Linked DNA regions of Homo sapiens: regions 1 and 2 are each linked to region 3. Evidence: read pairs that join two places in POLR2A ChIA-PET (ENCODE). Cell type or tissue: PC-9. All regions are shown on one strand. Links, peaks and the distances in the headings refer to the core of each region. The heading gives the core; the rest is flanking DNA. Region 1 overlaps PPP6R3 (protein phosphatase 6 regulatory subunit 3). Region 2 overlaps PPP6R3 (protein phosphatase 6 regulatory subunit 3). Region 3 has its middle 35 kb from the start of MRGPRD.

Region 1 (10,569 bases), core at 816-8,815, 350 kb before region 3:
TCTTGCACACCCTTGCTCTTGGTAGATGTATGTGTGATTCTGCGGGATTCTTAGTCTTGAGCATTCGTGAGTGGGAGGAACCTGCTCTTTCCACGGTGTTCCTCTAGTTCCAGCAGATTGGCCCTGGGACTGGATAATTAGGACTTAAAATAACACTGCAGTGGCCGGGTGCGGTGGCTCATGCCTGTAATCCCAGCACTTTGGGGGGCTGAGGCAGGCGGATCACTTGAGGTCAGGAGTTCGAGACCAGCCTGGCCAACATGGTGAAACCCCGTCTCTACCAAAAATATAAAAAATTAGCCAGTTGTGGTGGCAGGCACCTGTAATCCCAGCTACTCAGGAGGCGGAGGTTGTAGTGAGCTGAGATGTGCTATTGTACTCCTGCCTCAGTGACAGAGCATGACGTGGTCCCTTTTTTTTGGAGACAGAGTCTCATTCTGTTGCCCCGGCTGGAGTGCAGTGGCGCTATCTTGGCTCACTGCAAGCTCCACCTCCTGGGTTCACGCCATTCTCCTGCCTCAGCCTCCTTAGTAGCTGGGACTACAGGTACCCGCCACCGCACCTGGCTAATTTGTTGTATTTTTAGTAGAGACGGGATTTCACCATGGTCTCAATCTCCTGACCTCGTGATCCGCCTGCCTCGGCTTCCCATAGTGCTGGGATTACAGGCGTGAGTCACTGCGCCTGGCCAAGACTCGGTCTTTAAAAAAAAAAAAAAAATCACTGCAAGGAAAGAAGCATTCACCTATAGGGTTTGACCTCTTTCACAGAAGCCTATTGTTATTAGATTACACTTTTAGGAATTCAAGTCACTGTTCTTAATTCTAGCTCTTAACGTTAAATAGTATTATCTATAAAGTCCTTAATCCTGGCCTGGCATAGTGGCTCACACCTATAATCCCAGCACTTTGGGAGGCCGAGCCGGGCGGATCACTTGAGGTTAGGGGTTCGAGACCAGCCCGGCCAACGTGGCAAAACCCTGTCTCTACTAAAAATACAAAAACAATAGCCAGGCTGGGTGGTGTGTGCCTGTAGTCCGAACTTCTGAGGAGGCTGAGGTGGGAGAATCACTTGAACTTGGGAGGCAGAGGTTGCAGTGAGCCAGGATTGCACCACTGCACTCCACCCTGGGCAACACAGGGAGACCCTGTCTCAATAATAACAATAACAATAATAATAATAATAAAATTATTAATCCCTGTGTTGTTGACTGGGGCATCACGTTCCAGCAGATGACCAGGTTGGCAGGAAAAGCTCTGCCCTACATGTATTCTCATCTCTAGGTGACTCATCAGAAGGTAGATTTGGGTTTTTTGCAAGAGCCAGACACACTAACCACTCATTTTGCAGTCAGGGTAAGAAGCAGAGAAATGAGAATTATTGATACTGTACAGAATTAACGAGTAGAAAATGTGTAGGTAGTTAATAGAAATGAAAACAGGTGGTCTAGCATCTGACATTGGGATAGAAGAGATTTATAAACAAAATATTTTGAGGTAGATATTATAGCTCATTGACACAGAGTTTAAGAAAAAAAATGAAGGCAGCTGGTATTTGAATATTGGATGATGATTCTCACAGGAGACACGGTTATGCCACAGACACCCAGTATCTGCTGTGGTCTTTGGAAGCAGTAAATTCTCAATAATTTGTTGAACCACAGCCAGTGGAGCCTGTTGTTTGTCACAGGTTGCAGTTTGCAGTATGTGAGAAGCTAAAATATTTTTACAGCACGCTCTTAATTGTGCTATAAACATGCCGTATGGGCACAGTGGAATGGAGGTGCCGCTGTAAACAGCAAGAGTTGAAGGCTGTTACGTGCCTTGAGAATTGGCTCATTTTAACTCAAAAAGAGCAAGAACACAAGATATTCTGTCCATACCCCAGGAGCATTCTACTCAGGCTAGGATCCACCACCTCACACCAGACCCTGCAGGTCCCTGTTTGGTGTCTCGACATTCACGTGCCTGGACTCTTGCTTCATCTTCCTAGTTAGGATCTGTAATCTCTTTACAGTCTGTATTGCATGCTTGGACTAGTGATTGAGTGGAACAAATATTTTAAGAATCATAAGATAGCCCCTCCTCTTCAAACTTATGTTTAATAAGCAATGAATTCTTTTACTCCCTCCTTGCTTTTCTAGATGATATCTTGTTAACAGCATAAGATTTCATGGGTGTCTATGTATTTTGTGTATGAGTTTGACTATCCCTGGAGAAAACTCAAGTGTCTGACAGCTTTTGTATACTTCATGTTTTGACTTGGTTCTTTGCAAATAACCTTTTTCTTGGTTATATTAGTATGGCCCATGGAACTATGGTTGTTACCATAGATGTTAAAAATCTTTTATAGGAAGGATTCAAGGGTGTCCCAAAGGCTTTATGTCTCAGAAGGCTTCTATTGCAGCCCTCCTATCCTACATAAATTCATTAATACCAAGGGAGCTGGCATCATTTAATATAAGAAGGTTGTTTCTGTTTGTTTTTTATTTATAGAGATTTTGATGATAGTGTAAATATCTTAAATTTGGAAACTTTCATAAATACGGTTTCTGTGAGCTGATAGTAATTAATGCTTCCTACACTTTTATTTTGTTTTTTTACAGTGTTTCTTTTGATCGAGTATCAGACATCAACTTTACTCTCAATACAAATGAAAGTGTAAGTATAAACTCTGTTGTGAGCAGTGTGGCACATGAGAGGTTAAAAATTGGGTGAGTCCCTGTGTGGATGCCACATGCTGGGACCCCTGTGCTCTAGAGCCCTAATCCTAAATTGGTGTTACATACTTCACTCTGTCCCACGGCCTACCTGGCACCCGTGGGCATGTGATTTTTGCAGCCCTGGTTTATGACTTGGTGGAGCTAATAAGACCAGGGTCACTTGTGATTGCAGCGTAGACACTTGACTTCAAAGAGAAGGCTGCAGTTTGACACCAACCCACTGCCTTTGACTCCTTTGTATTGCCAGGAGAGAAATGTGGACTGGGTCAGGGCAAGCCCCTCGTTACTAGGCATTTCTGTGGAAACACCGAGACAGTCGTGTCACCTGAATGGAGACAGTTTATTGATTTTATGTTGACTAGCATGAGAGACCACTGGCTTATTTGCTGATGGAGTAAGGTAGGAACTGCTGATTTGAGCCATTGAAGGTTATCACTGCTCAGCTGGACTAGTAAAAGCAAATAAGTACGGTTGCTTTTCCTTGCTAGGACAGACCTGGGACCGCATCTCCAGGACAGGGGAGGCTCCTGGGATTACAATGATGCTTTGATGAGATGAAAGAGGATATGGTCTATGCTTCTTTTTGCTAGTCTTTTTAGGGAAACCCAGTCTTTTTTTAGGGGAATTCTTGTTACGGACACAGAAACTAATGTTAGGTGTTTATATTTTATTTTGGTGTATGTGATAGGCACCATATTGTAAAGCAGTGAAAAAATGCAATTTACATTGGTAATGCTTAAGAGAAGATAACTTGACTTTAAATTTATTTTGTTGTTTTTTTCCTCTCATTTTTATTTAGGGAAATATTGCCTTGTTTGAAGCATGTTGTAAGGAAAGAATACAACAGTTTGATGATGGTGGCTCTGATGAGGAAGATATATGGGAGGAAAAGCACATCGCATTCACACCAGAATCCCAAAGACGATCCAGGTGAAAGATAGTTGGTTATAGTTGTAATTATAGCCAACCTGTAAAGAAAATGATTATCATGAGACATACATTGTGTCATCACCAAACATACATGTTAACCCAGAAACCAGTGTTTTTTTTTGTCATGGCCAGAAATGCCCTTGTTGGCGGGAGTTGGTGCTTCCAGTGTGACAGTGATCTGCTGGGAAATGCTGCAGGTGTTTAGACACAGTTCGTGAGGTGTTGGGGCCCAGCGTCTTCCAAAGGGGAAATGTTGCAGACAAGCGTAGTCACATAGTGCCTTTTACTAAATAAATGTTCCGTCATCAGTAATTACAACAGCAGTTATGTGTTGTTTCTTGTAAAAGATGGAAAACTTCCCAAAGGAAGGGGAAATTGTATTTAAAAGTTAATCTATTTGGGGAAGATAGGGCCATGTCAATTAATATATCTGGGTCAATCCAGTCCTTTTTTTTTTTAAATCATCCGTATCACAGGAACCTAAATAAATGATGCTTCTGTACACAGACAAATCTTGTTATATGAGCATTCATTGTCAGAATCTTCATATTTAAGAGAGAGGAATATTTGATCAGCAGCTTAAGAGAGGAATATTTGAACAACAGCTGAACTTTCATTTTTATTTCATTTATTGTTACTCATTTTATTCATTTACTTATAATAAGTAATGTTTTCACGTGGCCTAGAATTCAAAGGGAATCAAAGAGTATGCAATGAAAAGTAAAACTGTCTCATCCCTTCTTCCAGCCGTCCAGTCCTCTTGCCGGGGAGTCCCTCAGCATCACCTCTCGCTGCCAGTTATGTTGCCTCTTGTGGGAATGCTTGTTGCCACAGGTTATAGCAGACTCAGCGGTGGCTTGAGCAAGTAAAGCTGTGTTTGTCTCTACAGTCCAGAGTTGATAAGGGAGTTGAATAAGGCTGTTAGACCGGGCATCTTTTATTTATTCCTGCTCTCGTCTTCTGCATGTTGAGTTATCTCCTATGATCACAAGATAGCTGCTATAGCTCCAGAGCCAGACAGCAAAAGAAAAATACCTTCATGGCATTTTTGTTTGTTTGTTTGGATAAAGTCACACTCAGACTTGTTTGCCATCATTTACTGAGATTTTGTTTCTTATGTTGAATGGATTCACTAAATGATGCTTGCCCACAGCATGACTAATATGTATGAGGACAGTAATACAGTATATCTTCACAGAGCACCACGTGTGGAAGGCACAGAGAATTTAGTGTGTCAGGGAAGACTGTGTCCTGGGGGAGATGGCACCTGATACCCAGAGGGAACACTGATGACAGAAGGCAGCTTTTATTATTTAACAACTCTATTGAGGCATACTTGACGTAAACTGCATTTATTTCAGTTGTACAGTGTGGAAATTTCAACATGTATATACATCCGTGAAACCATTATCCCAATCAACATCATGAATTTAACCATCACCCCAAAAAGTCTTCTCATGATCTTTTGTAATACCTTCCTCTTTCCTGTCCCGTCCCCCACAACCGTCTGTTTTTTTGTTCTATTAGTTTGCATTTTCTAGAGTTTTATATAAATGAAATCAATACATTATACTTTTTTTGTCTAGCTTCTTTCACTCAGCATAATTAATGTGAGAGCTGTCCATGTTGTCTAATGTATTAGTAGTCCATTTCTATTTTTGTGGGGTTGGGCAGGGGCTGGGTAGTATTCCATTAAGAGGATACACTACAGTTTGTTTATTCATTTTCCTATTCATGGATGTTTTGGTTGTTTCTGGTTTGAGGCCTATAATGTCACTTGAAGATAGATTGTGATGTTAAAGGTGCATACTGTAAACCCTAAAATAGTCACTAAAATAACAAAACGAAAAGTTATTGTTAATAAGCCAACAAAGGAAATAAAATCAAATCATAAAATACAAAAGAAAGCAGAAAAAGAACAAAGGGCAGCCTGGACAAACAAAACTACTGAGCAGCAGAATGATAGAGTTAGTCCTAAATAACCATGTGAAACAAACGATGCAGACACCCTCATTTAAAAGACAGAGATTGGCTGGGCACAGTGGTTCACACCTAGAATCCCAGCACTTTGGTTGGCCAAGGCAGATGGGTTGCTTGAGCCCAGGAGTTTGAGACCAGCCTAGGCAACATGGCAAAACCCTGTCTCTACAAAAAATACAAAAATTAGCTGGGCATGGTGGCGTGTGCCTGCTGTGAGGCGAAGCAGGAGGATTGCTGGGAAGTCGAGGCTACAGGGAGCCAAGATAAAAAAACAAAAAACAAAGATGGTCAGTTTGGATAAAAAATGAGGCCTAATTAATGCTGCCTATGGGAAATGATTTAAATACAAAGAAACAAGTATATATGAAAACACAAAAAAGAACAAGATATGTTAACACTAAGAAAAAGCCAGAAGGTCTGTATTAATCTCAAAAGATTTCAAAGGAAAGGGATAAAGAAAGTGATATAATGATAAAGGGGTCAATTCATTAAGAGGACATAGCAACTTTAAATGTTTACACAACCTAATAACTGCATTCTAGCCTAAGCGATATAGACCCCCGTCTCTTAAAAAAGGGGGAGAGAGAGAGAGAGAGAGAGAGAGAGGAGAGAGGAGAGAGAGAGAGAGAGAGAAAAAGAGAGAGAGAGTGAGAGAGAGAGTGAGAGAGAGAGAGAGTGAGTTAAATATGACTGGGCATGGTGGCTCATGCCTACAATCCCAGCACTTTGGGAGGCCAAGGCAGGAGGCTCTCTTGAGCCCAGGAGTTCGAGACCAGCTCGAGGAACATAGGGAGACCCCATCTCTATTTTTTTAAAAAAAGAAAAAATTTAAATATGTAGGGACAAATCTCACAAAACATGTCCAAGACCTGTATGCTGAAAAGCCTAAAGCATAGCTGAGATAAAGACAACTTGGTAAATGTTTATAAGTAGGAAGACTCAGTATTATAATACTAAGCTGCCAGCTCTCCTCCCCAGGTTGAATCTATAGATTCAACACAAACAAAATCCTTCCAGCCTTTTTTGTAGCTATTAACAAGCTGCTTCTTAAATTCATATGGAAATGAAAAGGATCTAGAATAGCCAAAGCAACTCTTATAGAGAACAACAAAATTGGAGGACAAACACTACCTTATTTTAAAATTCAATAGTTAAAACAGTATGATATGGGCAAGAAGGTAGGGCATAGATCAGTGGAACAGAATAGAGAGCCCATAAATACAGGCCTACGCATATATGGACAACTGACTTTTGATAGAGGCGAAAGGCAATTCAGTGAAGAAAGGATAGTCTTTTCAACAAATGGTGCTGGAACCATCAGGCATCCATATTCAAAAAAGTGAACTGATTCGTACCTCTTACTATATAATACATTAACTCAAAATGGATCTTAGACCCAAATGTGAAACATTAAACTATAAAACTTCTACAAGAAAACTTAGAAAATCATTGTGACCTTGAGTTAGACAAAGATTTCTTAGATGTATCACCAAAAACACAATACATAAAAATAATTTTTTTTTTTTTTTTTTTTTTTTTTTTTTTGGAGACGGAGTTTTGTTCTTCTTGTCCAGGCTGGAGTGCAGTGGCGTGATCTCAGCTCACTGCAGCCTCTGCCTCCCAGGTTCAGGTGATTCTCCTGCCTCAGCCTCTGGAGTAGCTGGAATTACAGGTGCCCGCCACCACACCCAGCTAATTTTTGTATTTTTAGTAGAGATGGGGTTTTGCCATGTTGGCCAGGCTGGTCTCAAACTCCTGACCTCAGGTGGTCTGCCCGCCTCAGCCTCCCAAAGTGCTGGGATTACAGGCGTGAGCCACCATGCCCATCCATAAAAGAATGATTTTAGTAAGCCGAACATCATCAAAATTTAAAATTTTCACTCTTCAAATGACACTTTTAATAGAATGAAACGACAAACCATGCACTGGGAGAAAACATTTGCAAATGACACATTAGATAAAAGACTTGTGTATAGAGTTAAGAAATCTCTTTACTCAAGAAAAAGACAATTCAGTTTTTAAAAAGCACAAAAGTGTGAAAAGACAGTTAAGATATAAGATGGCAAATAAGCATTTAAAAAGATGCTCAACCTCCTTGGTCATTAGGAAAGTACAAATGAACACCACAGTGAAATGAACACCTCCACCCCTTCGAGAAGGTGGTTCTTAGATTGTGGCCTCCACTTTAAGCAGAGCCCATGTGTTCCTGTGGTGGAGGCTTAGTGTGAGGTTGGGCAGCACGCACGCAAAGCTGAGTCTTCCCGGGCATCCTGACCACGTGGTGCTCAGACAGATGTGATCCTGCTGAAGCACCACAGGACCTTTTGTTGCTGGATGACTGTTAGAATTTTCTGGATTTAGCTGGTGGCTGATAAGCAGTGTTAAATACTTGGGTCTTGTTTTTCCTTAGCTCGGGGAGTACAGACAGTGAGGAAAGTACAGACTCTGAAGAAGAAGATGGAGCAAAGCAAGACTTGTTTGAACCCAGCAGTGCCAACACGGAGGATAAAATGGAGGTGGACCTGAGTGAACGTAAGTGGATTCATTCTTCAGATCAGCTGCCCTGTGTTGGAATTAGGTATTGTGAACAATTGGCAAAGGAGCAGTTCACAGCATCTGAGATGATATCTGAAGGAAAGGTTGGGTTGAAGCGTGTTGTCAAGTGAATTCCTCTTGGAGGTTTAAGTTTCAGAGACAGCTTCAGGGAAGGAGCACAGAATGCATTTGTGGATAAGGTACCTCCCCTTCCTGGTAGGAAATGAACGTCAGCTGTGTGGGTCTGGCTGGAGGACAGAGCCCACTGCTAGGTCAGTCTTCTGGCTGTGTACCCTGTGTGCTCTTGCAGAAGGAAAAGGCCCTGTGTTGGTGGGAAGAGGAGGACATGGTTGTGTTGTGTGGCTTCGTGAGTGGAATCAGCCAGGGGACGCAGCCTTAGCTTAACAAGCATTTCAGTGCGTTCTTCGTAGTTGATTTCAGAAGCTCACAGCCTTGAAACTTGTCCAGCTGAGTGCTTGCTTGTGCCCTGCTCCTTGCTAGGAAGACTTGAGTTAGCTGGCCTTTTAAAAATACTTCAAAAACTTCTAAAGGTTTGGGAAACAAACGTTCATGTGAAGGAGCCATATGGGCTGATAGCGAGGCTTGCCCCAAGCCTGGCCAGTCTCTGATTGCCCTGCAAGGCCTTTTTTATGTTCATCCCAGAGGCTGAAGCCCAGCTAGGGTGGACCTTGTGGTGACTTCAGAGCTAGATGGGACCAGATCAGTCATCCAGCAAACTGCCACATGTTGCAGATAAGGAAACGGGATGGGAGAAGAAGAGAGATCTTCTTTCTGCTGCCTGTTTTCCAGCCCACCCTCAGGAGGAGGAAGTGGACTTTTCTGTCCGTAATTCAGTTTCAGTCAACATGCCTTTGTCAAGTTCCTACTGTATGCCAGGTGTTAGGCCTGTAACTGTGAACGGGCCACAGACTCTGCCTCCAGGGGCTTGGGGTCGGCTGGGGAAGCAGATGGGCAGTGCAGGGGAATGGGTACAGGGTGCTAGAAGAGGGGAGCCTTCCATTAGGCCTCTTTGTAGAGGCAGGTGGGTATGAGGCTGAAGGACCCGTAGGGATTTGCCCGTGCGAGAGAGAAAACAGCTAATCCAAATGCCCAGAACGTGCTGTTTTGCATGGCTCGGGGATGAGGTGGCGGGAGCGAAGGCCAGAGGCCAGATCAGGAGTTGTATTCTGAAGGTTGTAGGGAGCCCTTGAGGATTTGACTAAGAAGATCATTATTGGTTCTGTTTCAAGACATTCATGGCAACAGTGAAAAATGGACGAGAAAACGCATGGTAGAGACAGGAGAACCATGAAGACATTGAACTGTTACACATGAGAAATAATGAGAACTGCAAGATGGGCTCCAGGCAGCAGGGAGGTGTGAGGAGGAGACAGGGCAGATGCCCTGATCTGTTGGCTCTGGAATCTGTAGGGTTTGTTGTTGTTGTTGTTGGTTTTTTTAATGTACAGTTCAAGGTTGGGTGCAGTGGCTCAGGCCTGTAATCCCAGCACTTTCTGGAGGCCGAGTCAGGCGGATCACTTGAGGCCAGGAGTTCGAGACCACCCTGGCCAACAGGGTGAAACCCTGTCTCTACTGAAAAAAAAAAAAAAAAGCTGGGCATGGTGGCATACACCCATAGTCCCAGCTACTCGGGAGGCTGAAGCAGGAGAATCGCTTGAACCTGGGAGATGGAGCTTACAGTGAGCCAAGATCATGCTGTGCACTCCAGCCTGGGCGACAGAGTGAGACTCCATCTGGGGAAAAAAAAAAAGTACAGTTCAGTAGTATATTCACACTGTTGTGTAACAGGTCTTTAAAACTTTTTCATCCTAAACTAAAACTCTGTACCCATTAAACAATTCCTCATTTCTACTTCCCCAGTCCCTAGCAGCCTCCATTCTACTCTCTGTTTCTCTGGGGTTGACTAGTCTAGGGATCTCATATAAATGGAATCATACAGTATTTATCTTTGTGACTGGCTTGTTTCCCTTAGCATAATGTCTTCAGAGTTCATCCCTGCTGTGGTGTATACAGGATTTCCTTTTGTTCGAAGGCCGAATGACATTCTGGAATCTTTGGTTCTTTTAGCAGGCTGGGTATGGTTAAGTGACAGGGAGGGAAACACACTTGGCTGGACTGCGTGCCGCTGCTGCTGTGACTGTGGGCCTGGGTGTAGGGATAAGCAGCGAGGAGGCGAGCACCCTGGATGAGGTTCGCGTTTACCTACCTCCCGGGGTTAAGTGTGGCAGGGAACCAGGCCTCCTGCTTCTCTGTTCCTTGGGAAAGACAGCTTTTGCATCTTCAGATCTCTGGAGACACAAGTGGGTAGGGTTGGGGAAGATTCTCTCTCAGGGCTTCAGGGCTACAGGGTTGCCCCAGAGAGCCTCTGCCATTCCACCAGT
Region 2 (10,569 bases), core at 1,588-9,587, 340 kb before region 3:
GGTGAGATCCTGCTGGTAGCTTCAGGTTATTGGGAGGATGGTGGGGCAGAAACCTCAAACATTAAAATTTTTAATTTGATTCAAATGAATGTTCAGATACTAGCTTGATGTCTTTCTGTTGTCTCCATTAAACACAATAAATCTTAATGAAGAGATGGAGAGTTTAGGCCCCTAAGTGCCTTTTCCCCCATAAATGTGTTCAGAAGACTGTATTTTACATCTAGCAGTTTGATAGAACTATGAGAATTGATAAATCTTTAATCACAATAGAAATTGGCTTGTGTAACAGGCTACAGAGCATGGCCCATGAAAACCGGTTTCAGGTCGACTGGTTTTACAAAAACCTTTACTTATTTTCAGTAACATACAGATGATTATCTCAGGACATAATGCAGTCATGAAAATTCAGTAGCAAAATGATAGCTTTAAAAGAACGTGACCCTTAGAAATTCACTTCTAAACTCAAAAAAGGAATTGTAATGGATATTAAAAACCTAAAACTGAGAGAATAATGGGAAAAATGTCTGTCAAAACTTAAGGACTGAAGCTAAGCCTGTGCTTAGAGCTTTAGTCTTAGAGACCATTCCAGCCATTACAAGAAGGAATGCCTCCCTGCTTATTGCGAGGTCACTACAAAACAAGGAGTGAAAGAAGAAAACTGACTGTAGACTGATTTCATACATGAGCAATTATTCTCAAAACTTAAGTTAAAAGCTAGCAAACCAAATGTAGCAATGTATTTTAAAGTCATGACCAAGGATATGTGCTCCAGTGACACAATGTAAACACCAGTGTGTACATGGTAAAAATTATTCAGAGTAATTCCCAGACAAAAGGAGAAAAGCATTTGATTACAAATTAAAGCTGTTCATGATTTTCTTTGCAGCCTAGGAATAGAAAGTAAATAGGTGAAACTGGTAAGTATCTCTAGAAAATCTAGAGTAGACTTGATTCTTCAGTGAGGCATTAGAAGTATTCCCTTTAAAGACAAGAACCAGAAAGTGGGACCTACAGTTGCTATTTGTCTTCAGCACTGTGCTGGTGGCCTTAGCAAATGCAGCATTCCAAATAAATAAATAGTCGCTGTTGATAGGCTATGATTTATACATAAAAATTCCAATGGAATCTGTAGATAAGGATTAATAGAAAAGTTTAGCAGGTTTACTGGAGACATACAAAATCACTTGCATCCTATAAATCAATATAAGATATTCCAAATGTGCCTGTTTTTAATAAAAATGTAAAACCTTATCTATAACTAGGAATATGACCTTTATGGGAAAACAGTTTAAAATCTCATGGAATATATTGAAGACCTGAATATAAATACCAAGATTTGCCATGTTTATCAATGTGAAGATATTTTTAGCATTTCTGAACAAGTTAGTCTATGAAATTAATGAAATTTCCATCAAAATCCCAATAGAGATTTTCATGGAAATTGAGAAACTGATTGTAATAGTCATAAGACCAAAGAGAGCCAGGAATAGCCAAAAACATTTTAAAGAAAAAAGTGAGGGGCTTCACCATATTAGATATCAAGACTTAGTAAAGCTGGCCGAGTGTGGTGGCTTGCACCTGTAATCCCAGCACTTTGGGAGGATTAGGCAGACAGATTGCTTGAGCCCAGGAGTTTGAGACCAGCCTAGGCAACGTGGCAAAATCCTGTCTCTGCAAAAAATACAAAAATTAGCTGAGTGTGGTGGTGTGTGCCTGTGGTCCCAGCTACTTGGGGGTGCTGAAGTCGAGGCTGCAGTGAGCTGTGTCCCCCACTGCACTCCAGCCTGGGGGACAAAATGAGACCCTGTCTCAAACAAAAGCGAAAACAAAACTTAGTAAAGCTACTGAGATGGTGTGGCTTTGGCAAAGAATTATACAAAGAGACCCCCTCCACTACATGAACTTGTTACATGTTAGAATGCCATTATAATTCAATGAGGAAAGAGTGGACTAGTAAATAGTGATTATCCACATAGTAGAAAAATAAAATTAGATATTTTGTCTCAACATAAATATGAAAAGCATGAACTGTACAGCTTTTAGAAGACAACAAAAGAGAGTATCTTTACAGTTTGGGTGTAAGGCATTTTTTTAACCATAAAAAGCCAAACCATAAAGGAAAATCTTGGTAAGTTTGACTTTAATTTCTAATATCCCAGAAGACATAAAATGAAAAGACAAGCCACAACCAGTAAAGAACCAGTAGCCAGGATATTAGAAATAACCTTATATCAATGAGAGATAGTCTAATTTTTTTAAATGGACAAAGGATGCAAACAAGCAACTGTCTGTGGAGGAAAACAAGGAGCAAACCAAATCCAGAGTAAATGGGACCTGTCAGTTACAGTAGTAAGTAAATGCTATTTCGTGCTCACCAGTCTACTAATTCCTATCTTAAGTTGTTAGAGAAGATAGAAAAAGTACAAAACCTGCCCAGCTCTTTTTATGAGGGCAGTGAAATTTGAATTCCAAAACCAGATAAAGATAATTACAGAAAATGATCAGTTCATGCCACTTACAGGCTACTGAATGCAAAAATCCTGTGTAAGGTATTTGCTGACTGGATCCAACAGTGTATTAAAAATAATTTATAATGATTAGTTAGGGTTTATCCTGGAAGGCAAGGATGGCTCAAAGTCAGAGAAATCTGTCAGTTTAATCTCCATATATGGTGTTAGACAGAAAGTCAGTCATTTGATTTTTTTTATAAGGTTCCATAGCTATATATGATTAAAACTCTGAGAAAACCAGTAACAGAAGTGAATTTATTTTTCTTCTTTCCTCCTCTTCCTCCTCCCTCCTTCCTCCTTCTTTCTTCTTCTTTCTTCTTTCTTCTTCAAGATGAGTGCAGTGATGTGGATCTCGGCTCACTGCAATCTCTGTCTCCTGGGCTTAAGCCATCCTCCCACCTCAACCTCCCAAGTAACTGGGACTAGGACTACAGGCACACGCCACCATGCTCAGCAAATTTATGTAGTTTTTTTTTTTTTTTTTTGTAGTGATGGGGTTTCACCATGTTGCCCAGGCTGGTCTCAAACTCCTGAGCTCAAGCAATCCACCTGCCTCCACCTCCCAAAGTGCTGGGATTACAGATGTGAGCCACCGCGCCTGGCAATGAATTTCATTAACTTGGTATAAGTTAAATACCAATACCAAAATGCTACAGCAAAACTAACACCTAATGAGGAAAGTTTAGATGCATTCACTTTAAGATGAAGCCTTAAAGGATGTCCATTTTCATTGCCAGTGTTAGGCAGTCCTGGAAGGAAAAGGAAATAGAGTTATAGGTAAAGATCAGGAGGAAGTGATAAAACTGTTGTTCTTTGCAGGTGGTAATGATTACCTACAACCAAGTCAGTAGCAAACTTGTAACTAATAAGAATTCAGTAAAGCTATTGAGTAAGAAATCAGTTTAAAAAATCAGTAGTCTTTTTCTTCATCAGTAGTAAGCAACCAGAACATAAAAAGCAAGGTATTATTCCAAAATACATCAAAATATAAATTATTCAGGAATGATCTTAACCCAAGTCTCTATAGAGAAATCTGGACAAGTGGAGACCATGGCATAGCTTAGTGCTGCAGAGACATCTGCCATCCTGAAGTTAGTGTTTAACGCAGTCTCAATCCAAATTTCAGTTGGATTTTTAGAAGTAACTTAATACTCTAAAATTTATATGGAAAAATGAAGGTTCCCAAATTGCTTAGAGGTAACCAAAAGGGAAGATTGAAAAAGGGACTTGCCCTGCCAGATAGTCACGCTGCAAAGTCACAGTGATTGGAACAGTTTTGATATTAGTGTCCAAACAGGTACAGGTGTCAGTGTGATGAAATAGAGGGATTAATAATGGGGAAGGGAGAGGAAGGGCTGGTTCACCAAAAGGAAAAGTCAGGCAAGATCCTCCCTAATCTACATTCTAAAACAACTCCAGCTGGATTAAAAGACAATAAGAAAAACATGTGCAGTGCTTTCTGTGGACCAGGCCCTGCTCTCTACACTCTCCATGTGTGGTAGCTCATGGATTATTCTTAGGAACCCTATAAGATAGGTACTGGGATTATTATCCCTGCTTTTCAGGTGAGGAAACTGAGGCACTAGAGTTAAGTGATGAGGCCGGAGGCCAGAGTCTCATGATGGTTAATAAAAGAAATACAGAATGTCTTTTTAACCTGTGTGCAGAAAGGGACTTCTGTATCTATCTCATCTGTCTGTCATCTATCTATCTATCTGTCTGTCTGCCTATCTAATCTATCATCTGTCAGTCTATATCTAATCTAGATTTTTTTTTTTTTAACACGAGGTCTCGCTCTGTTGCCCAGGCTGGAATGCAGTGGCACAATCATAGCTCACTGTAACTTCCAACTCCTGAGCTCCAGCAGTCCTCCCACCTCAGTATCCCAAGTAGCTGGAACTACAGTTGTGTGCCACCACTCCTGGCTTAATTTTTTTGTTTGTTTACTTTTTTATTTTTGTGGCCCAGGCTGATCTCAAACTCCTGGCTTCAAGTGAGCCTCCTTCCTCGGCAGGACTTCTTTAAAAAAAAAAAAAAAAGCCTTCAAAAACAGAAACTATAATGCAAAGAGTTGAGTTAGATTATATTAAAGTTAAGAATTTCTGGTTGATAAAATGCTGCAGACAAAATTAAGAGGCTGATGGCAAACTGAAAAAAACATCTGTAGTAGCTAAATCAACAAGAGACTGACATTATATATTCAAGGACTTCCTATAAACTAGTAAGAAGAAGAAAACCCAAATTAGAAAATTGGCAAAAGATAAGTTTATAGACAAGCCTTAAAAGCTAAAACAAACAAACAAACAAAAATGCTCAAAACTCATCAGAGAATTATAAACGATAACAATATAGGACTTGATACTCTTCTTACACGAGCAGCAGTTAAAGGTGGATGATGTTGAGTGGCGGTGGGCTGCAGCCTGCGGGGCCCTGGTGGCCTGCTGGTGAGGAATACAGACCAGGGCAGTCATTCTGGGTAGTAGCGTGGGCTTCTTTGTAGGTAGAAAAATGGCCTACAACTCTTCACTCCTGGGTGTCAAGTACTGAGAAACGCCCAGACAGGTCTGCCAGGGGCCGTGGACAGTGATGGTCGTCACAGCACCCTGCATGGAAGTGTGAGGTGGAGGGCAGCTTTGGTTGGGAGAAGCCATGTAGAGTGGTAGGTGCACGCCACGGGTGCTGTGCCACAGTCAGTGGGGACAGTGGGTCTCCCCGACTTGCTGAGTTAAGAGGTAAATACAATGAGATGTAGAGTTGAATCCATCCCAGTTAGCGACTCAGAATACACATTGTGTTATGACTATTTTTTAAAGAATTAGAATTAGAAACACATTAGTTGCTTTGAAGGGAAAGGAGTGGAGAATGGGGATGAAGAAGAGTAACTTTACAAAGAAGGAACCAGGTAATTCAGATGATCACTAAATCATATGATTTTAACTCATTTTCCTACTTATAAATTGCTTGGAACTATCTGGAAACGACCCAAGAATGCATCCTAATATGAGATTTTTCATAAGCAAAATCCAGGACAGAATCAGCTCTGAGTGATGGACCTTTCACTCTTATTAGTGCCATTGTGATTATGTAAAAAGGGGAATCCCAGACTGAATAGGCAGAGTCTAAATTTCTAGCCCACAGAGCTGAGGAGAGTGTCTCTTGTGTCTTTCTCCACCAAGAACCATCTAAGGGGGAAAAACAGTCCTTCTGGGTCTCATTTTACCCAAATCCTCTGTGTCCTTAGGATCAGCTCTTGGCCCCCTCTTCTCCCTCTGGCGTTTGTGCTTCTCACACATTGTTCGAGGGCAACTCGAGGAGCCGTGAAATCCGATGCAGTCAACACGGTGACCTCATGTGACTGAGGCTTCCAGCCAGCAAGCTGATGGGGTCTGTCTTGCTGCTTTAATGGTGGGCTTGGCCCCAAAAGCAAAGTGCTTTAACTAAAGACTCATTCCTTCAAACAGGTTCTTTGACACCTTCACCGAGTCTGCAGTTTTGCTTACGTGCAGTCGTGGACATATTATTCCCCCAAATTCCTCATTTCTAGGAGTATTCTGAAACTCTTGTACATTTCTTTTTCTGTTTTGCACACTGGGCTTCAGAGTGTTGAAATCCTATCGGTATGTACAGTGTTATGGGACCGTTCTTTATCAGACGCCAGCCACATTACATTGTCCCTGTTTTGGTTCCCACCTGTGTGCGACCCTTTCCTTTTGTGATTCCCCAGTCACTGTCTGTGGTTGTGTGATCGTGCACCCTGCGCATGCTCAGTCCCAGGATGCTTTGCCTCCGCGGCAGTCATGACTCCAGAGCCATCTGCATGTGACCTCATCCTCTGGTGCCTAGGTGCTGGTCCCTAGGGTGTTTGATGTGCCTGTCATCCTCTTTACTGCAGTGAGGAAGGGAAACTGTCTACCTCTCAAGATGCTGCTTGTAAAGACGCAGAGGAGTGTCCCGAGACTGCAGAGGCGAAGTGCGCGGCGCCCAGGCCTCCCAGCAGCAGTCCCGAGCAGAGGTAACCACCCGCCTCCTCAAACCCACCCAGGCCCTGCCCTGACCTTGCCTGTTGCTTCCTGGGAGTTGGGAGGGGACTATAGGGATCGTTTACAGCTGTGCTCAAGTCTTAGGCCGCTGACCTGGCAGGACAGGGTTTTCTCAGTCCTTAATGAGCTGAGTCCGACTGAGCTGAGAACTTAGAAACAGCAGTTCCTCTCCTTAGCGCAGAAACTGAAAACCAGTTTTTAGAGACTCTTTAACATCACTCGCTCTTTTAGAAGTGGCTCCGAACAGAGGGGTCTCCTCACCCTTGTTGTTGAGGTACTGAGCTGAGGGTGGCATTGAGCCCCTCCAGGACTTGAGTTCTCATTGGCCCCACTAAAGTCATCCAGCCGCCAGGCACGAGCAGATCGTGGTGCCTATTTGCCCACATTCCTGCCCTGTGTGACACAAGGAGAACTTGCTGGAGCCCTTTCATACATGTAGCTAAATAATTCTTAGTGCTTAAGTGACTCCCTGTAATCTTAAGTATGAAATGCCCACTCCCAGAGCTGTGTGACTTAGAATGTGATGTTTTGTTTCTAGTCACTTTTTGCTTAGCCTGAGCCAGTGGTCTGAAGGGATGGGCCAGTCTAAGTCTCAGCCACCCGGAGCCCATGCCAGGCCCTTAGCAAGACTGAGCATGGCCCAAAGATGAGGCTGCACCCCTGGGCCACAGGAAGCTTTGTTCAGCACTTCCCACAATCAACTTCTGTGAACAAATGTAGCTAAGATTGTATATTCCTTCCATAAGGAATAAAATGACCTTTAAAGCTATTTCAGAGAAGTTTTAACCCCCCACCCCCACCCCATCCTCCCCCAAATCTTGCCAGCATTGTATGAGAGCATAACCAGTGGGAACCAGCAGGGAGCACTCTTTGTTGGTCCAAAATCCTGTATTCACAGTGTAGCAAGCTGTTTGTGTTCCTCCTGTGGAAATTGTAGCCAAAATAAAGCCTTTGTTTTTGTGATTAGAAATATTTTTTTTGCATATAAAACAAACAAATTAAGAACTATTTGAGCATGTTGGCTCTAGTGAAGGCTTTTGGGGGAAGAGGCAGGGTGGCCCTCTAGCACTGGGAAGCTGCCTCAACTCTGCTTCTACGGATTGGGCAAGTCACTCTCTTTCTTGGGGTTTCAATGTATTTTTTAATGGTCCTTTATAGGTCTCATTCCCAATCAATTATTTCAGCTCTCTGATTTCTACCTATAAATTTCCTTTATATTGAGGGCTGCCTAGGCAGGATCGTCCAGGTCTATCCCAGTTTGGGGCAGTTGCTTCAGGGGAATATTCTTGGTTTCTCTGTCATAAGGATGCACAAGGCTCTGGAGTCATTTCCTTGGCTTTCTGAGCACAGAAGAATTGTTTGCATAAGGGGAAGCCACTTGCTCTCCTCTGTGGCTGGGAATGCCTGCTCTGAAGAGCCCTGCCCTAACCTGCCGGGCCAAGGGATGGAGGAAAAGATGGGGTCAGCCAGTGGAAGAAGAGGGGCATCACTTGGGTCCATGCCTTTATCCATCTGTCCTTCTTTCCTCTGACACACGTTTGTGTGTGGTGGCCACTGGTCTAGGCCGGGTCATAAAGCTGCAGCACACGGACACCCAGTGGTCTCGGGGCATACTAGAGGCACATTCATCAAGAAGCCACGAAGAAGGGACAGGGGTCCATGTGAGCTGGGGTGCGGGGGAGAGGATCTCTGAGGTGACGTTGGAGTGGGCATTAGGGCAGACCTAGAGTGCGTCCTAGATTGCACGTGTTCTAAAGTGACGTATGACAGCATGGGATATTGAAGCTCACCCGTCTTTCCTGTGTGGTTCCCGTCCCAGCCAGATACCACAGTTCCTTGGATTGGCAGGCGCGCTGTTTCCTGTCACACTTAAAGATCTGCATTGCCACATGATCTCACTTTTCACAGCTGTTTTATCAAGCATGTCCTTTGTGCTTCTGATGTGCTGAGCATGCTGCACACATTATGTACTTATTTCATATGTATACTAGTGAAGCCCTGTGGGGCGTGGGGAGGGTTCTTTTCCCATTTTACAGAGGAGAAAACAGAACTGAGAGGGGCTAAGAAATCTACTTATAAGATCACTCAGCTTGTTTAAGTGAAGGCAAGTTAGTTATATACCAGTTATGTCTAGTTCCAGAAGTCTCGATTCCTATGTCTCTCATACACGGAGCCACCATCAGATGTAAGTAAGTGAGCAGAGTGGATTGTGTGTGCAGAGCTGACTTTTTGGCTCACTGTATAACCAGCAGGTATAAGGCATGAGTAGCATTCTAGCTGTAAATTGTGAATGCTAGTGGAAAAGTGCTTGTGGGCATCCCAGTTACGGCCCTAAGCACCCTTTCCCAAGTCTGCTTGATACAATTTTGGTCAAGCCTTCCCGAATAGGTTATATATTCAGGTTGTAATTTTGGCAGGAAGGCAAAACCTGGACACTTTGTTATATACTGTCCCACCTGTTATTCCCTCCCAGTTTTGAGCCTAACATTTGCTTTGTGGGACATGTTCTTCAAGTGGACACCTTTTTTTTTTTTTCCAGTAGTTTATTTGCAAACCTCCTTTCCTTTCCTTTTTTCCCCCCTTTCCTAGTAGCAGAATCCTGTTTCCAAGTGAAATAGTATGTGGATTCCAATCTGTGGGTCACATAAAAGCTTTCTTGAAGGAGCGGTGAACACATAGCTCCTGAAGGCTCTGGAAGCCACAGTTTATACCCCACTGACCTAGTCACTCCCTGTGCTTCTTGGAGGCCGCGGTGGGGCGGTTCTCCCAGAGCATTTGCTCTGCTGCTGCCCTTGCTGAATGCCTGCTCACCCGGTGATGAAGCTTAGATGCACTCACTCAGATTTTTCTAGAGCTTTTGCTCCATTCATTTACATATCATTTTATTAAAAACTTACTAAGTTCAAAACAATGTTAAAATAAGTTGTCCCTGCCCTTGGGGAGCTCAGCTAAGTAGGTTTTGTTTTTCATATTTCTGCTGCAAGTGCCTCCGATGCCTGTCTGTTGCTCCTTAGGACTGGCCAACCAAGCGCACCAGGTGACACTTCAGTGAATGGCCCTGTATGACGGGTGACGTCTGCTGCTGCTGACTGAGGACTGCAGACCGCCACCACTCAGGGGCTCTGGAGGGGTCAGCTGGAGCCCACCAAGCTGTCACTGCTGCACTCACTCTGCAAGGGATCAGGACCAGCAACCTTTATATTCTAGATTCTAAGACATTGTACAGAGAAATTCAGAAGTGTAAAAATATTGCACATTGACAAATACCAAGAATTTTTGCGTATGTTTATATTGTATTGTTCTAAATAATGGGTAGCCTGTGAAATAAGATCTTGCCACCCATGTAATAATAGTAGTAATACTATAGTTAAAATGGCTGTAAGAATAGTTTTATAAAAGTGAATACACAGATCTATTGTATTTGAAACATAACTTTGACAATTATTAGTGTGACCAAAGTATTAGGCGGTTTTCATACATTTTTCACCTTGTACAAAATTATGAATTCATTTTTCCTCCAGGCCGACAAGGAGTTGTAGAATGAAAATGCCCTCTAAGTGTTATTTTGGTTGTTCTAACTTACAAAAGTGATTTTGAATAAGAAATATTTGGTGTTCTTTTTATAACCAGTTTTTGATTGGTAATTGTTTTCTGTATTGTTTAAAACGGATCAAAAATGTAAGTCTATTGGTAGAGATTAAGTAAAGTATTTATTGCTACATCATAGTTGATAAATTGATGTTATCGTAAAGCCATATGTTCTGTTCAAGTCTTGTTTGCTTGAAATGATTATTCCTACAAGTGAAACACTAGACTATTTGGAGTGTATATGGCTTGTGTTTTGGGATTTTTTTTTTTTTTTTTTGGCTTTTGTTTTTGTTTGTTTTTTTGTTTCATTTGGTAGTTCATCTGCCTTTTAACCCATTCACCAAAATTTACCTTGTTAACAAGCATCACCAATGAACATTTCAGAGCAATCTGCATATTTAACAGACCTAAAATAAATCCTATTAGGCAAG
Region 3 (10,569 bases), core at 1,581-9,580:
CTACCCGGACTGACGCCCCACCCTGGGCCACTAGAGCCCCTCCTCCTCCCCCTGTCCTGTCCTTGTCTGTTCCCGTCAAGTGGCTTTTGGACTGAATTGTTTGGGAAGGGGACCAGGACTCTACTGCATTTTGTGTCAAGTGCGGCAGAGTTAATCTGGTTGCTTCCATAAGTGCTGAGCACCATGCACAGAAGGCTGCAGTTCTCATGCTCTTTGAGGACCCGTGGCTGTGGGAGGCATTTGTGTAATGATGCTCTTGGGGGATGAGGGCACCATTGGAAGCATCTCCCGGTTGACACAGCACACAGGGACAGGTGTTCTTCCTGCAGGGGCGGGGGCGGGGGTGCCTGCTTAAGCTCCCCAACTTCCCAGAATCCAAACAGCTGATAAGAGTCCTGCCCTGGGGTTGACACGGATGCTGAAAGATGTTGGCTCTTGGGTGGGAGACAGCCGACAGCCACACTCCCTGCCTCCTAGGTAGCCTGTCTGCAGGAGAGAAGGAGGCCAAAGAGAAACAGACCCAAAAATGGGGGTGGGAGAGTGACCTGATGACACTGTTTGAGCACCTGGATGTAGCCATGCCTGACCTCCACCCCATTCTTCCTGGTGTCCTGAGCTAGTAAATCCCCTTTTTTAGCTGAAGAAGTCTGCCTTGGGTTTTTGTCACTTGCTGCCAAAGAATCTTTGCTGACCCAGTCATGCCCACATCTGTTTATCTTATTGGGCATACCCCTCCCAGCATGGAGGCAGTATGGAATTAGTGTCGCCCCACTCATTAGAGAAGGCACGATTGGAATCCAAGCCCTGTACCTTTATCCAGGTGTTCTTCTGTGGGCCGTCCCACCAGGAGGAGCTTGAAGTAGAGGAAGGCAGCCAGCATCAGCGGCGGGCCGGGCGGGTGGGGGGTGGAAGCTTCTGGAATCGGAGGGACCTGAGTCTGAACGCCAGCCAGCACCACCGTCCACTGAGGTGTGGCCTCAGCAAGTCACCTCTCCTCTCTGAGCCTGTTTGTCATCTATGAAGCAGGACGGGAACAGTTGCTGCCGCGCCAGCTGTGCTAAGTGGAAGACATGAAGTGCAGCATCATGTCCTTGCGGGACCTGGCTCCGGGTTTGTCGTCTCCCTGGCTGTGCCCCCCAGCCTCCTGCATGGAGCCTTCTCCCCTTCAGCACTGACCACCGCGGCCCTTGGTGATGCATTGTTAAAATGCCAGAACCCAAGGTTGCAACATAAAAAGTTTCCATTTCTCATCCCAGAGAGGCCTTGTTAGGAAAATATTTGTAGCTGGTTGTTTGAAAAGTACCCTACAGTTTGGCCTGGATAGGGTAACCCAAGAAAAGGAAAAAAATTTCCCAAGCCAAACGTCTCCCTGGCCAGCTGGAGTGTGGTCTTGCTGACAGTAGCTGCAGGCTGTAGCCCACCCGGGCCGGAACCGGGTGGAAGAGAGTAGAGGACTCCCTTCTAAGGAGAACTGCCCACCTCCACCCGTGCGGCTCCCCTGAGGTAGCCCTGCCATGTGCTCCTTTCCGGGGGTGCCGGGCAGGGCAGTGGGCACAGGCAGGAGCCCCTGCCAGCTCTGGGCTTTGCTCCTGAGTTTACTTGGGATGTGCTGCGTGCCTTGGGGCCTCAGTTTCCTCCTCTGTAACATGGGGAAGTAACAAGACCTGTCTCAGGGTAGCTGTGAAGATGAAATGATCAAACACACAAGGCCTTGGGTACGGCGCCTGGCTTCTAATAAATGTATTGCCCTCCTCCTCGTCATCTTGCAAAGCAGCAGTGGAGAGGAACGAGACGGCACATGCCGCTATAGAAGGGTTTCAGCAAATGGCCTTTCCTACCAGAGACAGAGGCAAGAGTGCCCAGGTCCCAAGGGCCCACCGGTCAGCTGCTGGTGGAAGTCGCAGGTCCCCCAGTGTGGGTCTGCCTGGCTTCCTTGCACCCAACACAGCTCGCCCCCGCCCTGTGCCGAGCAGGCCAAGGGTGGGCCAAGGGCGGGCCTAGGGCAGGCCTGCTCTGTTTACCTTGGTTTGTTTGGAGCTGCCCAGAGGGATCCCAGAGTGGGCTGAAGGGCACCACGCTGCTTTGGGAGGTTTTAGGCCCACGTTATAGCCCTGGCACTTAAAAGGAATTGTGGTCACCACTGGGAGCATAGCAAAAGCTGCAGCCTTATTTGGTCTGGAAACTTCTTTGCTTGCAGGAAAAGCAGAATGGGGAAGCAGGCTCTCGTGTGGGTGGGCAGATTGGGGCCAGTTCTTCATTACCCAGGGATATGAATTACTTTGCTACCTCACTTGGCTCTGGTTTTGGCTTCTGGCCTTCTCCACTGAAGCTGCAGCTCACAATCTCCCCCAGCCCTCAGCTGCCAATGAGCTGTTCTGTTGTGCAGCTTTATTGAGGTGTAATTGTCATGCCATAGAATGCACTCGTTGTAAATATACGATTCAGATTCGATGATGTTAGTAAACATGGGGCTGGGCCACATACCCCTACCCGTCCCTACTGCTGGGTGCTGGTCTGCAGTTAATCTCTGCTCCTGCCCTCAGCCCCAGGCAGTCACCAGTCAGCTTTCTGTCCCTATAAATTTGCCTTTTCTGGAAACTTCATATAAATATAGACTGTCCCCAACTCCCCGTGGTTTTGACGTAACGATTTTTTGACTTTACAATGGTGCAAAGGCTTGTATGCATTCAGTAGAAACCACCATTCTGTGTTCATGTTCAGTACAGTATTCAGTAAATGACATGAGAAATTCAACACTTTATATTATCAAATAGGTTCTGTGTTAGATAAGTGTGCTCAGTAAGCGTTCTGAGCATGTGTAGGGTAGGCTAGGCTAAGCTACGATGCCCAGGAGGTCAGGTGTATTGAAAGCATTTTCAATCTGCAATGTTTTCAATTCCCCATGGATTTGTGGGGAACATATTCCCATCATAAGTCGAGGAACATCCGTATCCAGCCCCGTGCATCTGCGTTCTTTTACTTCACCTGATGTTTTTGAGGTTTGCCCATGTGGTGGTGTGTATCAGTGTTTCAGTTCTTTTTATTGTCAAACAATGTCCCATTGTATGGATACACCCATTTAGTGTATCCACTCATCTATCGGATATTCAGATTGCTTCCACTTTTTGGCTGTTTTGACCCATGAGGCTGCTATGAATATTCATCGTTCAAGTCCTTCTGTGAAAACATGCATTCTCATTTTTCTTGGGTAGATTCTTAGAAGTGGAATTGCTGGGTCATAAGTTAGTTTATTCATTTAAGAAACTACCAGGCTTTTCCAGAGAGGTTACACCATTTTACATTCCTGCCAGCTATGTATGCGGGTTCTAGTTTTTCTGTTCTTGCCAACATTTGGTATTGTCTGATTATTATTACTATTACCACCATGTTGGTGGGTATATACTATGATCTCATTGTAGTTTTAATTTGCATTTTCTTAAAGACTAAGGAAGCTGAGCACCCTTTTCCTGCGCTTACGGGACATGTAGATATCTCCTTTGGTAAATTTTTCTTTTTTTTTTCTTTTTTTTTTTTTGAGACAGGTCTTAGTTTGTAGCTCAGGCTGGAGTGCAGTGGCACAAACAGGGCTCACTACAATCTCGACCTCCTGGGCTCAAGGGATCTCCAGGCTCAAGGGATCCTCCAACCTCAGCATCCCCGAGTAACTGGGACTACAGACGCGTGCCACCACACCTGGCTATTTTTTTTTTTTGTAAAGATGGGGTTTCGCCATGTTGCCCAGGCTGATCTCAAACTCCTGGGCTCAAGTGATTTGCCCACCTTGGCCTCCCAAAGTGCTGGGATTACGGGCGTGAGCCACCACACCTGGCCTCTTTTATTATTATTATTTTCATAGAGACAGGGTCTTGCTTTTTTGCCTGGGTTGGTCTTGAACTCCTGGGCTTAAGCCATCCTCCTGCCTCAGCCTCCCAAAATACTGGGAATATAGCTTTTGCTAAGCTCCCAGCAGTGACCACAATTCCTTTTAAGTGCCAGGGCTATAATGTGGGCCTAAAACCTCCCAAAGCAGCGTGGTGCCCTTCAGCCCACTCTGGGATCCCTCTGGGCAGCTCTGGGATTATAGGTGTGAGTTACCGTGCCTGGCCCTTTGGTGAAATTTCTGTTCAAATCTTTTGCTCATTTTTAAGATAAATTGAAGTGTCCTATTATTGAGATATAAGATATCTTTAGGCCGGGCATGGTGGCTCATGCCTGTAATCCCAGCACTTTGGGAGGCCAAGGCAGGCGGATCACGAGGTCAAGAGATCAAGACCATCCTGGCCAACATGGTGAAAGGCCATCTCTACTAAATATACAAAAATTAGCGGGGGCATGGTGGTGTGCACCTGTAATCCCAGCTACTCAGGAGGCTGAGGCAGGAGAATCGCTTGAACCTGGGAGGCAGAGGTTGTAGTGAGCCCAGATCATGCCACTGCACTCCAGCCTGGGCGACAGAGGGAGACCCTGTCTCAAAAAAACAAAACAAAACAAAACAAAACTTTATATAGCCTGGATAGAAGTCTTTTATCAGATGTATGATATGCAAATATTATCTCCCAGTCTTTGGATTCTTTCAACATTTCCTTAATATTGTCTTTGGAAGTGCAAAAGTTTTAATTTTTTAAAGTCCAGTTTATCGATTTTTTTTCTTTTATGGCTGTGCTTTCTGTGTCATGTCTAACATCTCTTTACCTAAATTGAGATCACAGAGGTTTTTCCTATGTTTTCTTTTAGACATTGTACAGATTTAGTTCTTCTGTTCAGGTCTGTGATCCATCTTGAGTTCATTTTCATGTATGGTATTGGTATAAGGCAAGGGCCAAAGGTTGGTTGGTTTGGTTGGTTGGTTGTTGCATGCGGATCTCCAGTTGTCTCAGCAATTGTTGAAAGACTCCTGTTTCTTCACGGAATTTCCTTGGCATCGTGTTAAATATTGTTTGAGCATAAATGGAGGGGTTCATTTCTGGGTTCTCAATTCTGTGCCATTCATCTGTCCATCCTTACGCTAATACCACAGGCTCCTCCCGTCCCCATCATGAGGGCAGCCTTCTGGTCATGGAGACATTGCAAGTTTACACTTAGAGGCACGGCCCCCACAACCCGTCTCTGACTCAGCGAAAATGGAAAGAGTTTTGAAAACATATAGCCACACTCAAGATAAACACCCCCGTGTTCCAGACCACAGAGAGAAACAGGGCTGGCTGGGTGCGATGGTTCACATCTGTAATCCCAGCACTTTGGGAGGCCGAGACGGGCGGATCACCTGAGGTCAGGAATTTGAGACCAGCCTGGCCCAACATGGTGAAACCCCGTCTCTACTAAAAATACAAAATTAGCCGGGCATGGTGGCACATGCCTGTAATCCCAGCTACTCGGGAGGCTGAGGCAGGAGAATTGCTTGAACCTGGGAGGCGGAGGTTGCAGTGAGCCCAGATCGCGCCACTGCACTCCAACCTGGGCGACAGAGCGAGACTCTGTCTCAAAAAAAAAAAAAGAAAGAAAAAGAAACAGCTGGCCGAGGAGGGGACGCTGTGGACCTGCTAGGGTCCTCGTCTGGTCAGGAGCAGGGGCGGCCTGGAGCCTTTTTTCCTGTGGGCCAAAGGAACAAAAACGGCCAGTTACGAAGTGGGATCTGAGCCAGGCTCTCACTATGAAACTAGATGGTAAGGCAGGCTTTCTGATTCATCAGAGGAAAAAAAAAAAAAGCTGTTCCAGTTACTATGGCTGCATAACACATCTACCCAAAACAGCCATTTATCACATTCATGGGTTCTGTGGCTCAAGAATTTGGACAGAGCACAGTGAACATGGAGATTCGAGAGGCCGGTGCTTGTCTCAAGGTGGCACCGACCCTGAGGTGAAATTTGGCCCTGGGGCTGCGGTAGGGTCAGGCCGACCTTGTCCCCTGCTGAGACCCCATGTTTGCTTAGCTCCCCAGCACCCACCCTGAGAGTCGCCCAGTGAGTCGCATGCCCCCGGCTCAGGCTGCCTTCTGGGCACCGGACTTGAGCGTCAGTCCCCAGCCTCGCAGCCCTAGGTGCCAGTCATGTGCTGATTATCTCCAGCTTTGATCCCTCCCCACACTCCAAATACCACTCACATTTCTCCTGGGATGTTTAGTAGGCAGGTGAGTGCAGCGCCTCCAGAATCCAGTGCCTGGTCTGCCCCGGGGAGTGGACTGAGCGCTTCCCTCCCCACAGGTAAATCCATATGCTAATCCCCAAACCTGCGAATGTGACCTTATCTGGGAAAAGAGTCTTCGCAGATGTAATTAAGTAAAGGTTCTTGAGAGGAGATCATCCCGGGTTACCTGGATGGTCCCTAAATCCAATGACAGGTGTCCGTCTAAGAGACATGTGAGAAGAGAAGGAGGCTGCCTGCAAACACAGGCAGAGGCTGGCGTGGTGCAGCCACAGGCCAAGGAACGTGGAGCCCCCAGAAGCTGGAAGTGGCAGGACAGGGCCGCCCCTCGAGATTTTATCTTGAAGAGAGAGAATCAGTTTCTGGGTTTGTTGTTGTTGCTGTTTTTTGAGATGGAGTTTTGCTCTTGTTGCCCAGGCTGGAGTGCAGTGTCGCAATCTCAGCTCACTGCAACCTCCGCCTCCTGGGTTCAAGCGATTCTCCTGCCTCAGCCTCCCGAGTAGCTGGAATTACACCTGGAATGACAGGTGCCCGCCACCACACCCAGCTAATGTTTTTATACTTTTAGTAGAGACAGGTTTTTGCCATGTGGCCAGGCTAATTTCGAACTCCTGACCTCAAGTGATCCACCCGCCTCGGCCTCCCAAACTGCTAGGATTACAGGCGTGAGCCACCGCACCAGGCCGTCGCTGCTTTTGAGTCAGGGTCTCAGTGTGTGACCCAGGCTGGAGTGCACTGGTGCGATTATAGCTCACTGAAGCTTCAGCCTCCAGGGTTCAAGTGATCCACCTGCCTCAGCCTTCCAAAGGGCTGGGATTACAGGCGTGCGCCACTGCCTCTGGCCTTCTTACATCTTTTTTCCTGTTTTCTATCTCTCCATCTCTTCCTTTTTTAAACAATGAGATGTTCCTCAGCCTTATTTTCCAACCATTTTATTTTTGTTTAGGTTTTAAAAATTCACACCATTTTCCTTTCAGCATCGAAGAGCCCTTCCCTCATGTCCCTTTTTGCAGTGCTCTCCCTGTGGGGCTGCGTCTTCTCTTTTCTGTCTGTGGGTGTGGTTTTGTATTGTTTGCTGCTTTCTTTTTCCTGCAGTGTTTCGATTACAAATGGCTTCCGTCTGCCTTTCGCATCGTGGCTTTCTGCAGATTCTGGTAGTTGTCCCCTCCTATCAGCCAGGGACTGACTCTCCAAGACCGTGCGGAGGGCTCGCTGACTGTGGGCTTCACTGAGGCATCAGCTGCCCGGCCGTTGAGCCAGGGACCAGAAGTCTTTCCCCCTGGATGTGCCAGGTTGCAATCACAGTCTCTGTTCATACACCTGCTTACTCACCCTCCACTCAGTACGGGGTTCCCCCGCCCAGCTATGCCTTGGGACCCTCAGGCAGACTCATTCTGTTTTACCCACTGCAGAGCCTAGTCGGGTATTTGGTCTTTTCTCAGAGTAGAGGAGGAGGCTTCTCTGAGTAGCAGATGGGATTAGAAGATCTGATTGCTGCTGCTTTCATAAAAATTGTAAAATATCTATAACATGAAATTTAACATTTTAACCATTGTGTAAGCAAGTGTACAACTCAGCGGCATCCCTTACATTCCCAGCATTGTGCAACCATCACCACCATCTGTCTCCAGAACTTTCTCATCTTCCCACATGGAAACTCCATCCCCATCAAATACCAACCCCCCAGCCCCTGGAATCTCTGTTCATTTTCTGTCTCCATGACTGATTGCTTCTTTTAAAGACTTCCATCCACCCGCCTTATTTTAGCTCCTTCCCACCCCACTTCTTGGGCTCCCAAGGCCCCCAGTTCCTGAGCCTTTAGGTGATTCTGTGGCATCAATTTATTTAGTGGCCTTATGTAGATGTGTGTGTTCAATCCGCTAACTTTACATGGATGTTTCTCTAGATCAGGGGGTCCCAGGGGTACGGGTCCATGACCTGTTAGGAACTGGGCCTCACAGCAGGAGGTGAGTGGTGGGTGCACCCGTGAAGCTTCATCTGTATTTACAGCCACTCCTCACTGCTCGCGTCACCGCCCGAGCTCCGCCTCCCGTCAGATCAGCGGCGGCGTTAGATTCTCATAGGAGCGCGAACCCTATTGTGAACTGCGCATGCGAGGGATCCAGGCTGCGTGCTCCTTTATGAGACTCTGATGCCTGATGATCTGTCACTGTCTCCCATCACCCTAAGATGGGACTGTCTAGTTGCAGGGAAAGAAGCTCAGGGCTCCCACTGATTCTACATTATGGTGAATTGTAGAATTATTTTATTATATATTACAATGTCAATAATAGAAATAAAGTGTGCAATAAATGTCATGCGCTTGGGTCATCCTGAAATCATTCCCCCTGCCGCCCCACGGCCTGGCCCATGGAGAAATTATCTTCCACGAAACCGGTCTCTGGTGCCAAAAAGGCTGGAGACTGTTGCTCTATAATATTTAAGTTATCTTTTGCAGAGACTTTGTTTTTTGAGACAGGGTCTTGCTCTGTTGGCCAGGCTGGAGTGCAGTGGCACAATCACGGTTCATTGTAGCCTCGACCTCCTGGGCTCCAGAGATCCTCCCACCTCAGCTTCCTGAGTAGCTGGGACTACAGACACATGCCACCATGCCCAGATAATTTTTTAAAAAAATTTTTAGTAGAGATAGGGTCTTTGTTGCCCAGACTGGTCTGCTGGGCTAAGTGATTCTCTCACCTCAGCCTCCCAAAGTGTTGGGGTTACAGGCGTGAGTCACCACACCTGGCCCTTTGCAGATACTTTGTAAACAACCAGTAGAATCATTTTATAATCACATTATATTACATAATCATTTAATGTTAGTGCTTAATGACAAAAGTTGGATATAAAACTACAAAATCAGCATGCTCAACGTACGCCAAACACACATATATGCATAGAAAAGATGGAGCTGGGTGTGGTGGCGCACACCTGTAGTCCGAGCTACTCAGGAAGCCAAGGCAGGAGGATCGCTTGAGCCCAGGAGTCCCAGGCCAGCCTGGGTAAACATAGTGAGACCTTGGCTCTAAAATTAAAAAAAGAAAAAGAAAAGATACAAAGGCATATGGCCATTGTAAACACCTCTGATCTTTGGGATTTGGTGTGATTCTTGGTCTCTCGTTTATAGCTAAAAAAAAAAAAAGTTTCTCCAATGATGAATGTTGGTTCTATAATCAGAACAGGACAATTCCTGCTGGTTTTCCAGTTAGGCAGCTGATGGGGTCGCAGCTGCTCCCATTTTTCAGCAAGTGCCAAGGAAAGGCCAGATTTCCAGTGGGTCTGGGGTCCTCCACATTCTTTCTCCATCCCAGGCCTGTGTGGTCTCGGTGGCTGTGGGCTGGGGTGAGCCAGAGTTGGGCAGTGAGGAGAGGGAAATTGGCCCAGTTTGTGTCTTAGAAAAGTCCCTCTGGTGGCTGCCTTGAGGAGGTGTCTGAGGTGGAAAACCTGCCAGCAGCTATAGTCTGGAGAAGTCAGAGTCAGGTGGGGTACACAGGGGCGCATCTGCTGACTATGCATGGGCTCAGTCATCAGAACTTGCAGACTGGCCTCCTGCAGGGGTGAGGGGCTGGGAAGATCCCCACGCTTCCGGCTTGGGGGACGAGTGACTTTAATGGCTCACAAAGCACTGTCCAAATGTTCTTAATAATAAGAATTGTATTTCTTTCTTGTTTAATGCACATATGCTACCCAGAAGTCCCACACTCCTGGAAATGCATGTATATGCAGAATTCCGGGTTTTCTAGTGATGTCAGGCTGATTGGCATCTACCAGACAGTTCTACTGAGACCTGGGGCCCCTCGCCATGAGCAGAAGCAGGGAAGGCTGCAGCCCCCCTGGGGTAGGAGCTCTTTGTCCTCATTGTAGCAGCGGTGGATGCAGCTCTCAGCCTGGCCCTTTCAAAGTCAGCCGGATAGGGTCGGAGTTCCTCCTGTCACTTGGGTCAGCCGGACAGGGGCCGAGCTCCTCCTCTCACAGGCCCGCTCTGTCTCATGACAGGTGTCAGTACCCGCTTGTCTGCTGGGAGAACTGTGTGATTCTCTGACAGAGGTCATGACACCTTGGTACATTCTGCACCTTGGTTGCTGGGGGAGACATCTGACATCAGCCCGGCCAGGAGAACCCAGCTGTGGTTCCAGGTGTGGTGTGTGGCTCCAGGGAATGGCCTTTGGGGGTTTCAGCCAGTCACGGCAAGCCTATCCCCTTGACCTGTGCCTATTCTAGGTGGACCTGGGAGCCTGATTCCAGGGGGACCTGGGAACCTGGTTCTGTTTAATGAACAGCGGAGAGGAGGACAGAGGAGAGAGGCCCCCAGAGGCTGGGGGCCTCTGGGAAAGATCTGATTTACATTTTCTTTCTTTTTTGAGGCAGGGTCTCGCTCTGTTGCCCAGGCTGGAGTACAGTGGTGCAATCATGGCTCACTGCAGCTTC

What was found. ChIA-PET counts read pairs that join two places held together with the same protein. Peaks named below come from ENCODE experiments on the same cell type or tissue, not always from the same donor. Only the 100,000 strongest peaks of a DNase experiment are listed, where the experiment ranks them.
Region 1: POLR2A ChIA-PET joins it to region 3 with 7 read pairs; 2 of 35 experiments call an interaction of 5 or more read pairs at or near these places.
Region 2: POLR2A ChIA-PET joins it to region 3 with 5 read pairs; 2 of 35 experiments call an interaction of 5 or more read pairs at or near these places.

The regions. Positions count from the first base shown.
Region 1 is chr11:68,588,055-68,598,623 of GRCh38, forward strand. It overlaps PPP6R3 (protein phosphatase 6 regulatory subunit 3), which reads left to right. Exons shown (of 24, transcript NM_001164161.2): 17 at 2,606-2,660; 18 at 3,522-3,652; 19 at 8,043-8,164. Among named protein-coding and RNA genes, the nearest start is that of GAL, 91 kb to the right of the region's middle. In PC-9, for the core only: no CTCF peak of the experiment used is centred there; no DNase peak of the experiment used is centred there.
Region 2 is chr11:68,603,502-68,614,070 of GRCh38, forward strand. PPP6R3 (protein phosphatase 6 regulatory subunit 3) reads left to right here. Exons shown (of 24, transcript NM_001164161.2): 23 at 6,403-6,522; 24 at 9,565-10,569. The coding sequence ends at 9,616. Among named protein-coding and RNA genes, the nearest start is that of GAL, 76 kb to the right of the region's middle. RefSeq lists enhancers at 5,992-6,493, 6,494-6,993. In PC-9, for the core only: a CTCF peak has its summit at 7,392 (motif pointing right); no DNase peak of the experiment used is centred there.
Region 3 is chr11:68,940,931-68,951,499 of GRCh38, forward strand. No RefSeq gene overlaps it. Among named protein-coding and RNA genes, the nearest start is that of MRGPRD, 35 kb to the right of the region's middle. RefSeq lists an enhancer at 5,706-6,569. In PC-9, for the core only: a CTCF peak has its summit at 9,512; DNase peaks (open chromatin) are centred at 5,721 and 9,541.